Regions from separate parts of the Homo sapiens genome. Here region 1 is linked to region 2. The links are chromatin contacts, found by Hi-C in ENCODE. All regions are on one chromosome and are shown on one strand. The core of a region is the stretch at or near the end of the contact, and the rest is flanking DNA. Distances in the headings are between cores, read along the strand shown. Region 1 holds the start of LRRN2-AS1 (LRRN2 antisense RNA 1). Region 2 holds the start of GOLT1A (golgi transport 1A).

Region 1 (4,976 bases), core at 1,710-4,209, 350 kb before region 2:
AGCATACCCTTTTTTTTTGAGACACGGTCTCACTCTGTCACCCAGGCTGGAGTTCAGTGCTGTGATCTTGGCTCACTGCAACCTCTGTCTCCTGGTTTCAAGCGACTCTCCTGCCTCAGCCTCTCGAGTAGCTGGGACTATAGGCACACACCACCACACTTGGCTAGTTTTTTGTATTTTTAGTACAAATCCATGTTGGCCGGTCTGATCTCAGACTCCTGACCTCAGGTGATCCGCCTGCCTCAGCCTCCCAAAGTGCTGGAATTACAGGCGTGAGCCACTGTGCCTGGCCAATACCCTTTTTCTAGTCAATATTCTTGTTGGCTTTTCTTGTCTCGGCCAGCACTCCCAGGTGCAATGGTGAAAGCTAGCCCGAGGCTGTATTTCCTTCCCCAGCAAATTAAAGAACAAAGACAAAGAACAAACCCTATGTGTATACAGGACACAGATACACATTGGTTATCATTGAGTCCCTGAAGTCTGTAATGTTTTCAGGGAGGTGGTGGTGGGTAGCCTCAACTTCTAGTCGTTTCCCTTCCTTAGATGGGGAAAGAGTTTTCTCCTGGAATACAGCCTTTTGTGATAGGTACCTGTTGACCACTAGGCTCTCATCACAGAGGGATTCAGGGAAACAGCTTCTGAGGCTCTACCGAGGCTCAGAAATAGATCCCTCCCCCTACTGCCTGCTGGAAGGAAGGCTGGCCCGATAGGCTAGGAGGCGGGAGGTTGTACATCAAAGGGAAAAAAAACAGCAGTTCAGTTCATTTGAATAAACCAGGAAGAAGGGAACTGCAATAGGTTATTACTGAGAGAATAATTTGTAAAACTAGGTTACAGATAGTCTCGAGGAGATGGAGACTGAATGGTAAAAATGGACAAAATACAAAATGGAAATAGAGCTCTCTTGGTGGCTGGTGGGGAGTTGGAGCACCATTTACCCTACACTTCTACTCCATATTTTCCTTCTGGGTGTGAGAGGTATTTTTCAAATGATTTCTTAAAACACCAGGGGTAAGAATATTTCAATAGACTTAAGGGAGTTATACTCAAGCAGATTCAACGATGTTAAGGGCAAGAGGGACCGCCCGCCCCCTTAGATTTTTATAGGTTACTGGTGCCCTCTGGTGGGAGATAAAGGTTACGTCTGTGGGGTATAGGCCCGAGATTTGATTGGTCATTCGTGTTCAGATGCTGCAATCCTCCAGCTTGATGTGCCAGCAAGAAGAGGCAGTATCAGGTGATAAGCACCTCACAGGCGTTATCTCACTGGTCCATCAGCCTGTTTCACAGATTAGGAAGCTGAGGCTTAGAGACACGAGGTGAACTACCTAAGGTCACCCAGCAGGCAGCTAACTGGCAATCCTAATTCATTGCCAAGAATTCCAGGAATGCTGATGGTCAGGTTTTCAAACATAGACAAACTGTCATGCACACTCACACTCACACAAAAAGAAAAGACAAAGAAGAAAGTAGATGCAATTTTCTCCAAAATGTATCCCCTACGAAGGTAGCAGCTTTACCCAGTTTTGAGCATTGTACTTTGCTGGAGTTTAAGATTTCCCAGTTTAGGGCACTGGAAAGTTCGAGTCTCTTTACCTTGAATCAAAAGCATAGCTTATTTCCCACTAGTGATTCTCTTAGAGGTTAATGATGAAGGGGAACAAGCCCTAGACTGAGAGGGGGCAAGAGCTGGTTACCAGACCAAAGGTGTGAATTGGCCATGTGATACTTGATATCACATCTGTTGTTGTAAAGTAAGGGTGTTCAAGAAAGTGATCCTTAAGGCTATAAAAGATATTTTTTTGCACCCCTTGCCCTAAACTTAAAATAAGTGCTCACTCACCTCTCCCTTCTTTTCTCCACTCTTGCAAGGTTTTCCGTGTATGTATGTGTCAGAAATATTGGAGTATCTGCCTAAGCCTAGTAAAACAAAACAAAAATCCATTCTCATCCCCATGATGCTTTCATAATCTTGTCCTTAACCATTTCCCACTGTTCCTCTTCCTCTCCCCAAACCTTTCCCCCTTAGCCTTAGACTTCAGCAGTGGTTCTCAGAATGTGGTTTCTAGGCCGGAAACATCAGCATCACCTGGGAACTTGATAGAAATGCAAATGCTTGGACCGCATGCAGACCTACGTTACTGAAACCTCTGGGTGAGGCCCAACAACCTGTCAAACACCGTCAGACCTGTCAAACTGTTTGCTCAAGTTTGAGAGCCACTGTTCCAGATCAGGGTTCTTAATCTAGGGTCCACAGATGGTTCTAGGAAGTCTAAATGTTTTTTGAATTTGCATATAACATTTTGCACAAGTACATGCCCTTTTTCTGGAGACAAGTTCTCAAAGCAGTCAACTCTTGACTCCAACTACACTATCATTCTGTTTCTTTCTTTCTTTTTTTTTTTCTTTTTGAGACAGTTTTGCTCTTGTCGCCCAGGCTGGAGTGCAATGTCTTGATTTCCACTCACTGCAACCTCCGCCTCCTGGGTTCAAGCGATTCTCCAGTCTCAGCCTCCTGAGTAGCTGGGATTACAGGTGCCCACCACCACGCCCAGCTAATTTTTGTATTCTTAGTAGAGATGGGTTTCACCATGTTGGCCAGGCTGGTCTCAAACTCCTGACCTCAGGTGATCCGCCCACCTCCGGCCTCCCAAAGTGCTGGGATTACAGGTGTGAGCCACCGCACCCGGCCTATCACTCTGTTTCATAAACAACTTCCTGCCTACATCTGCAAACTCTTCTTTCCTCCTCTTCTTTGCCTTAAAAGATACCTGGCTTTCCCTCCAAAGGATCTTGGTGGTCACTTTCCCATACCTCATGTGCTTTCAGGATAGGGTATGGGGCCTCCCCAGTACTGCACTCAGACCCCTATTCTTCCACACTTCCAAATCTCTGCATATATATATATACACATATATATATATACACACACACACACATATATATACACACACATATATATATACACATATATATACCAAATCTCTGCATATATATACACACACATACACACACACACACACACACATATACATATATATATTTAGATCTATACTCCCCTTTACTCCTCCTTTACTGCTGTCATCTGCTGACTTTGCTCACACTTTCCCTTGTTCATTACAGACTTTGGGTTCCTACCTCCTACCAGCTTCCTGGATGATAACAACATCACATGAATGACCCATCTAACACCACGGCCTCGTGGGACCTTAACCACTTCATGTCAAAGAATTTCACCTTCACATACTCCAGCCACTCACTCTGTTAGGCCCTGGGAGCTTGCCCTCATCTGGGATGCTCCACCGTATGCCAGTCAGCTTATGCCAAATTACACTGTGGTAACAAACCCCCAAATCTCAATCGCTTGAATTAACAAAAGCTTGTTCCTTTGTCCCTCGCAGGATAGGTACAGCTATGGTCCCTGTTCTCTTCAGTCTTGGAGACAGGTCAAAGGGAGCAGCCCCCATTTTGGGACACACTAGCCTCACGTGGAGGAAAAAGAGCACTGACTTACCCACACAATGGTCCCTAAGCCTCTGCTCAGAATAGCACAGTTCATTTCCACTTGCATCCCATTGGCCAGCCCGCTGCCAGTGGTGCAGGAAGTGCAATCTTTTCCAAGGCCTGGTAGAGAAAAGCTGCGCAGGTTTTGACAGTAATACATCTACCACAGCCTTTGAAGTCCTATTAGATCTTTCTTCCTCTCTCTCTCTCTCAACATAGCGACCTGTCTTTTCAGCTCCTGGTCCTCTCCTCCTACTGTACTATTCTTCAGTTTCAATCAGCCCCCTCCTGGAAATGACAATAGATAACATTTACTGAACACTTAGTAGGTTCTATCTTGACATCTATTATCTCGTGAGTCATTGAGAGCTTAGAGAAGTTAGCCTGTCTTCACCTCATTCTGTCTTCTAGGTTAGAACCATTACTTCGCCTATGAGGAAAACAGAAGAACCAGATAGAACTGAGAGGCCAGGTCAGGGCCATAAATGTGTGACACCAATCTGCAGGTTGTGTGATGTTTCTCCTGTAGTACGCATTGGCTGGCCTCAGTGGTCCTCAACCAGAGGCCATTCTCCCACTTAAGTAATATTTACCAATGTCTGCGGACATTTTTTATTGTCATAATTAGGGGAGTGCTACTGGCATCTAGGGAGCAGAGGCCAAGAATGCTGCTAAACATCTTAGAACACACAGGACAGCCCCCATCACAGAATTCTTCAATCCAAAATGTCAACAGTCCTGAGGCTGAAAAGCCCTGGTCTGCAAATTGGACAGTCTCAGGCAATTGCCTTGTGGAAATTTTCCTACTCTGTTCTCTCCCCTATTCTCCAGAATACCTGTTCCAGACCTGCTCCACTCTCTTCAAACTCTTATCCCAACCACCATCTCTGCTGTATGGCTGGAGGCTCTGGGAGGCCGGTGGAAGGCGCAGCAGGGCAGACCGGCGGTGCTTGGGCGTAGAAGGGGAGAGCAGTCCGACCGCAGGCGAGCAGCTCAGGGGTCCCCAGTCCGAGCCCCACGACCCTGGGGTGGCAGTGACGCCTGGAGTCGGGCGGGCGTGGCTGGGCCGGGCTCTTGAAGAGGCAGCCAGGCACCACCATTAGTGTCTACGGCCATACCACCCTGAACACGCCAGATCTCGGAAACTAAGCAGGGTCGGGCCTGGTTAGTACTTGGATGGGAGACCGCCTGGGAATACCTGGTGCTGTAGGCTTTTTGGCTCCCTCCCTCCTTTTGTCTCCGAGCTTCCCAACTGCCCCCTGACTCTGCTCCCCCTTTTCCGCCCGCCTGTGTACCCCGCGGTAGCCCAGGACCTCCTCGTGGAGGTCTGCCGCCGCAGCACCGCCAGGCAGCAGCATCCCACCTCTTCCGCCTCACTGCAGCCCCACCAGGAGCTGGCTTCAGCCCTGGCGGGGCAGACCTGGACCTGACCCCGAAAGCGCAGGCGCGGGTTCCCTGCCATCAGGGTGTCT
Region 2 (4,364 bases), core at 1,838-4,337:
CTTCTATGCCTCCAGCCCAGGGAGTAACTGCACTACCCCACACTTTTCTCATCATGGCAGGGTCATGAGACTGCCATGGGTCGAGGACTAGCACCAGCCTTCCCGGCGTTGTCCCTATGAAGGTCCCTCTCCAGAAGGATGAGTTGTGGACAGCGCCTCTGGGCTTAGCTCCAGTACCCAGAGAATCAGGCCCGGAGGGCCCAGTATCATGAGCGTTTAATTCTCCTGAGCTCACAGGTGGGTTCCATGGCTGGGGGTGGGGGCAGGAAGGGGCATCCCCAGTTGCTATTTTATACACCTGCGGGAGTGGTTTAGCACCACAATTTGAGATGACAGTAGAAGTCTTTCATATAAAGCATATTAACAGTATACTAATAATAACATTAATAACAATAGTAATTATTATAACTATACAGTAACAGGAATAACAGTGGTTCATTAAGTGCTTACTATGTGCCAGGTACCTGGTTCTATGCACTTCACATGCATTTACTCATGAATCCTCATCCTCTATGTCAGTCATAGGTACTATAATTATCCAAGAAGCTGAGGCACAGAAAGGATAAATAAAATGCCCAAGGCTTCACGAAGCCAGGATGAAGCTCTTAACCTACGAGTGATTTCAACAGGGATGATTCTGGCCCCTAGGGGCATTTGGTTGTCTCAATCATAAGGGTGCAAAACTCTTGCTGGCATTTCGAGACTGCAATGCACAGGACAGATTTCCAAAACAAAGAATTGTCCCATATCCTGTACTACTTTCGAATGTACAACTGAACTAAACCCACTACCAGTAAAAGTTGGTCATACTTCAATTGACAGTAATACCAAAAGGTTTTGTAAGCTTTTAAAAATAAATTTCATGAACACTCAGAAAGTTAGGAGATGGTTATTATGGAGCAGAAGCTTAAAAGGAATAAAGACATTGTCTTAAAATTATTGAATAATCTACTCCATGCATTGTCTACACAAAGGATTATAAGATTTCAGCTACTATGTATTTGATTGAAAACAGTTCTGATCAGTAGGTGATACTGAATAAACGAAGAAATTGACTGAAAATATTTAACAGAGGATATGTGAGAGAAGCAAACATGGAATCAGAGACACTTGAGATGCAGAAGATCTCACTGAGTTTCCTTAATAAAAGTTTTTAGGGTTTATTTCATATTATTGCCATCCTTTATATGTTTAGTTTTTTTGGAGCCCAAGGATGCTATGTTGTCATAATTATGTGTGGAAATGTTGTGTCCTGTCTTTACAACACTGTCCCGGGTGTCCACATGCAATTGCTCTAAACCACTTTTATCTTCTTTTCTTTTCCCAATCCATCCTCTATCCCCCATTGCCCATTGGAAATATGTGATCTCTAAGGCCTTTTAAGATCCCAGAGACTGAATTTTACCTCAACGCTGATATGTTTCAAGACAGAGGTTGATGTGTCTGTGGTACTCTATGGCGACCCCATTCCATGGGAGCTATTTTGACAATACACACATACCTAAGACTGAGTTCCTTTGCATGCACATCATACTTCTATATTATCTCCACCTTGTGCTCTCTAATTTGCCTTGCTATGTTATCCCTATTTCAATTAAGATGCTTTCCCTCTCATCATATGCAAGTACGTCTGGTCTGTTATTCCTTATCTAACAGTTTTTATTCTATGTTCACTTCCTGCTACTCTTTCATTTTCTTGCATGTGTGTGATTTTTGTTTTTGCATAGAATGGCTCATCTTCTATTTCTCTTAAATTCAAACATATATTATGTGTGGGTGCAAGCAATCTGCCTATTTCATTTATGTCTTCTGGTAAGTCTTGCCTGAACATTTATATATTGAAAGACATCATGTTTTATTATAATTTATCTTTTTGTTTCTTTTTAAAAAATTATGTTAGCTTTCCTTGGTTTTGTTGTTGTTGTTTGGTTTGTTTTTTTTTGAGACAGGATCTCGCTCTGCTACCCAGGCTGGAGTGCATGGCTTGATCACAGCTCATCGCAGCCTCGACCTTCTGGGCTCAAGCAATCCTCCTACCTTAGCCTCCCCAGTAGCTGGGACTACAGGCAGGTACCACCACATCCGGCTAATTTTTTATTTTTATTATTGTAGAGACAAGGTCTCACTATGTTGCTCAGGCTGGTCTCAAACTCCTGGGCTCAAGCAATCCTCCTGCCTTGGCCTCCCAAAATGCTGGGATTACAGACATAATGCATTTTGTATGCCAGGCCTATTTGCATTTTTAAATGATGTATATAGGTAGTCTTTGAAATTCATTTCTTCATTTCTGGACACAGAAGACATTGCAAAGTGGATGTTGGCTCTCCTGGCATCAATGCCACGTCAGAACCACTGCTCTGCGATGGGAAAAAAGGATGTTAGGAACTAACTGCCTCTCTTTTTGCAGGCCCAAAGGACGAATCCATGTCTACACAGCTGGTGGGTAGACTAGAACCAGGCCTCCTAAATTGTGCAGTCCTGCCCCAACCCCAAATTCAGGGCTTTGTCTTCCATAGCTCAACATCACAGTCAGTCCAAAGCTTGGACGCCGCTTGGGGAAAGGAGGTCGAAGACCTTCACGTCTAACTTCCCCCATGGCGCTTTTGCCATTGATTTAACCCGATCTGGCTCTGCCATTAGGTCAACAACAGGCTTTGTGCTCAGTCGCTCATCGCCTCCCAGCGCCTAGCATGTGCAATAGCAGAGAGCAAAAAGCTTGACTTTCAAGATGAATTTAGTACATTCCCAAAGGGATGCGCAGATGCCAACTCTTCCCACACTATCAAACCAAGCAAGAAACTTGAGCACCCCCTAGATTCCAATGCTTCCACATACAATCTAAGTTTCGCGGAGCAGACGAGAGCCGCAGAACACCGCGAGGTGCGAGGAAAGGGTCAGGTGGGCGGTGCCTTCCCCGGGCAGGCGCGGCAGGTGGAGGGGCGGGGCATTGCCCTACCGGAAAACGGGAGGAGGGAGCTGGCGAGTAGAAGCACCTGCGTGGTGTGCGGGGGTGGAGCGGGGGCTGGAGGGAGAGTTAATGATTTGCCACAGGCTCATTTCGCAACTTAACCAAGGGTCAGCTTCCCGTGACCATGTACCAGCTGCGTCCTCTGGGCCACGCTCCACTTGCCCGCTTCCACCCGGAAAGCCCCCCAGGCTGAGTGCGGCATGATCTCCATCACCGAATGGCAGAGTAAGTGGGATGAGCGGGGCTGCAATGGGCTATCCAGGCCAGGCTCCCTGCCGGCTGGCTCTCTCTCCCAGCTGGGCTCTCTGTCACTACAAGCGTGACCTCTGGAGCCAGGGGCTGGGAGATGCTGTGCTGGCACCCTGGGGCAGCAGGCAGGGTGGGGTGTGGCTCCCTACCCTCCAGCGGGTGGGAGTTGCTCAGGGCCCACAGGTAGCTAGAGGCTGGTGCCCAGGGGGCCTGGCAGGTTCCCCATTCACACTGACCCCTTTCCCATCCCGGGTTCTTAGAACTGGGTTGCCACAAAGGTGGACTCAGGAGGCCTCTGCCCATTCAGACATCTTTCCCCACACCATCAAGGTCTCCTGTGGCCCTGGGGGCTTCTTATAAAAAACTAAACTCCACTCCCCTGACCAAACCACCATACCCTCACTCCTAAACATCCTTCCCCTTCTTTTGGGGGAAGAGGTAGGGAGGAGGTCTTGGAACAAGTCTGGGGCCATGGGAAGAACCGTGGCTCTGTGGGCTTCATTTGGGTGAGTTACTTAAAGCCTCTGAGCCTTGGTTTTTCATCTGAGAATTGGTGACAACATTCTTTTGTTCACTCAACAGATTTGTCTCTGCTGTGTGCCAAGCACTGTGTTGGATATAGAGTGTCCAACATTAAATGAAACTGACTCCCTGCTTACATTCTAGAGAGGGGAGACAGGTAATTAACAGAAAGAAGTATATAGTATATCAGAAGATGATAAGTCCTCCAGATGAAAATAAAACAAGAGGAGGCTATGGAGTTCGAGGTAGGAGGGGTCGCTATTTTATATAGAGTGGTCAGGGAAGCCTCACTGAGAAGGTGAGCCTTTATTCAGATCTTTTTTCAGAGATCTATAGGAAGTGAGGAAGCAAAGCCACGCAGCTCTCTGGAGGGGAAATGTTCAGGAAGCAGGGACAGGCAGTGCAAAGGCCCTGAGGCATTAGCATACTTGGTGTGTTTGAAGAACAACAAGGAGGTGGGTATACCTGGAGCAAAGTGAGGTGAGGGGAGAATCATAGGAGTTTAGGTCAGGGATGTCACTGAGGGGTCAGGACACTGGAGACTTATAGACCATGGTAATGACCTTGGTTTTGTGCTATGGTGTGATATGTTCTATTTCTATGTTTAAAAGATCATTCTGGGTGC

What was found. Hi-C counts contacts between places; a loop is a spot of excess contacts on that map. Pooled maps may share reads with other maps.
Region 1: a pooled map shows a loop between it and region 2 (9-fold over the local background). The contact joins the promoter of LRRN2-AS1 here to the promoter of GOLT1A in region 2. A Hi-C loop is called at or near these places in 3 of 37 single-sample maps with no recorded cell type and 5 of 50 pooled maps.

The regions. Positions count from the first base shown.
Region 1 is chr1:204,562,154-204,567,129 of GRCh38, reverse strand. It overlaps LRRN2-AS1 (LRRN2 antisense RNA 1), which reads right to left and starts at 2,959. Exons shown (of 13, transcript XR_007066814.1): 1 at 1,844-2,959. It also overlaps the pseudogene RNA5SP74. RefSeq lists a silencer at 1,214-1,303.
Region 2 is chr1:204,212,711-204,217,074 of GRCh38, reverse strand. GOLT1A (golgi transport 1A) reads left to right here and starts at 3,087. Exons shown (of 5, transcript NM_198447.2): 1 at 3,087-3,193. The coding sequence starts at 3,169. RefSeq lists an enhancer at 2,560-3,216.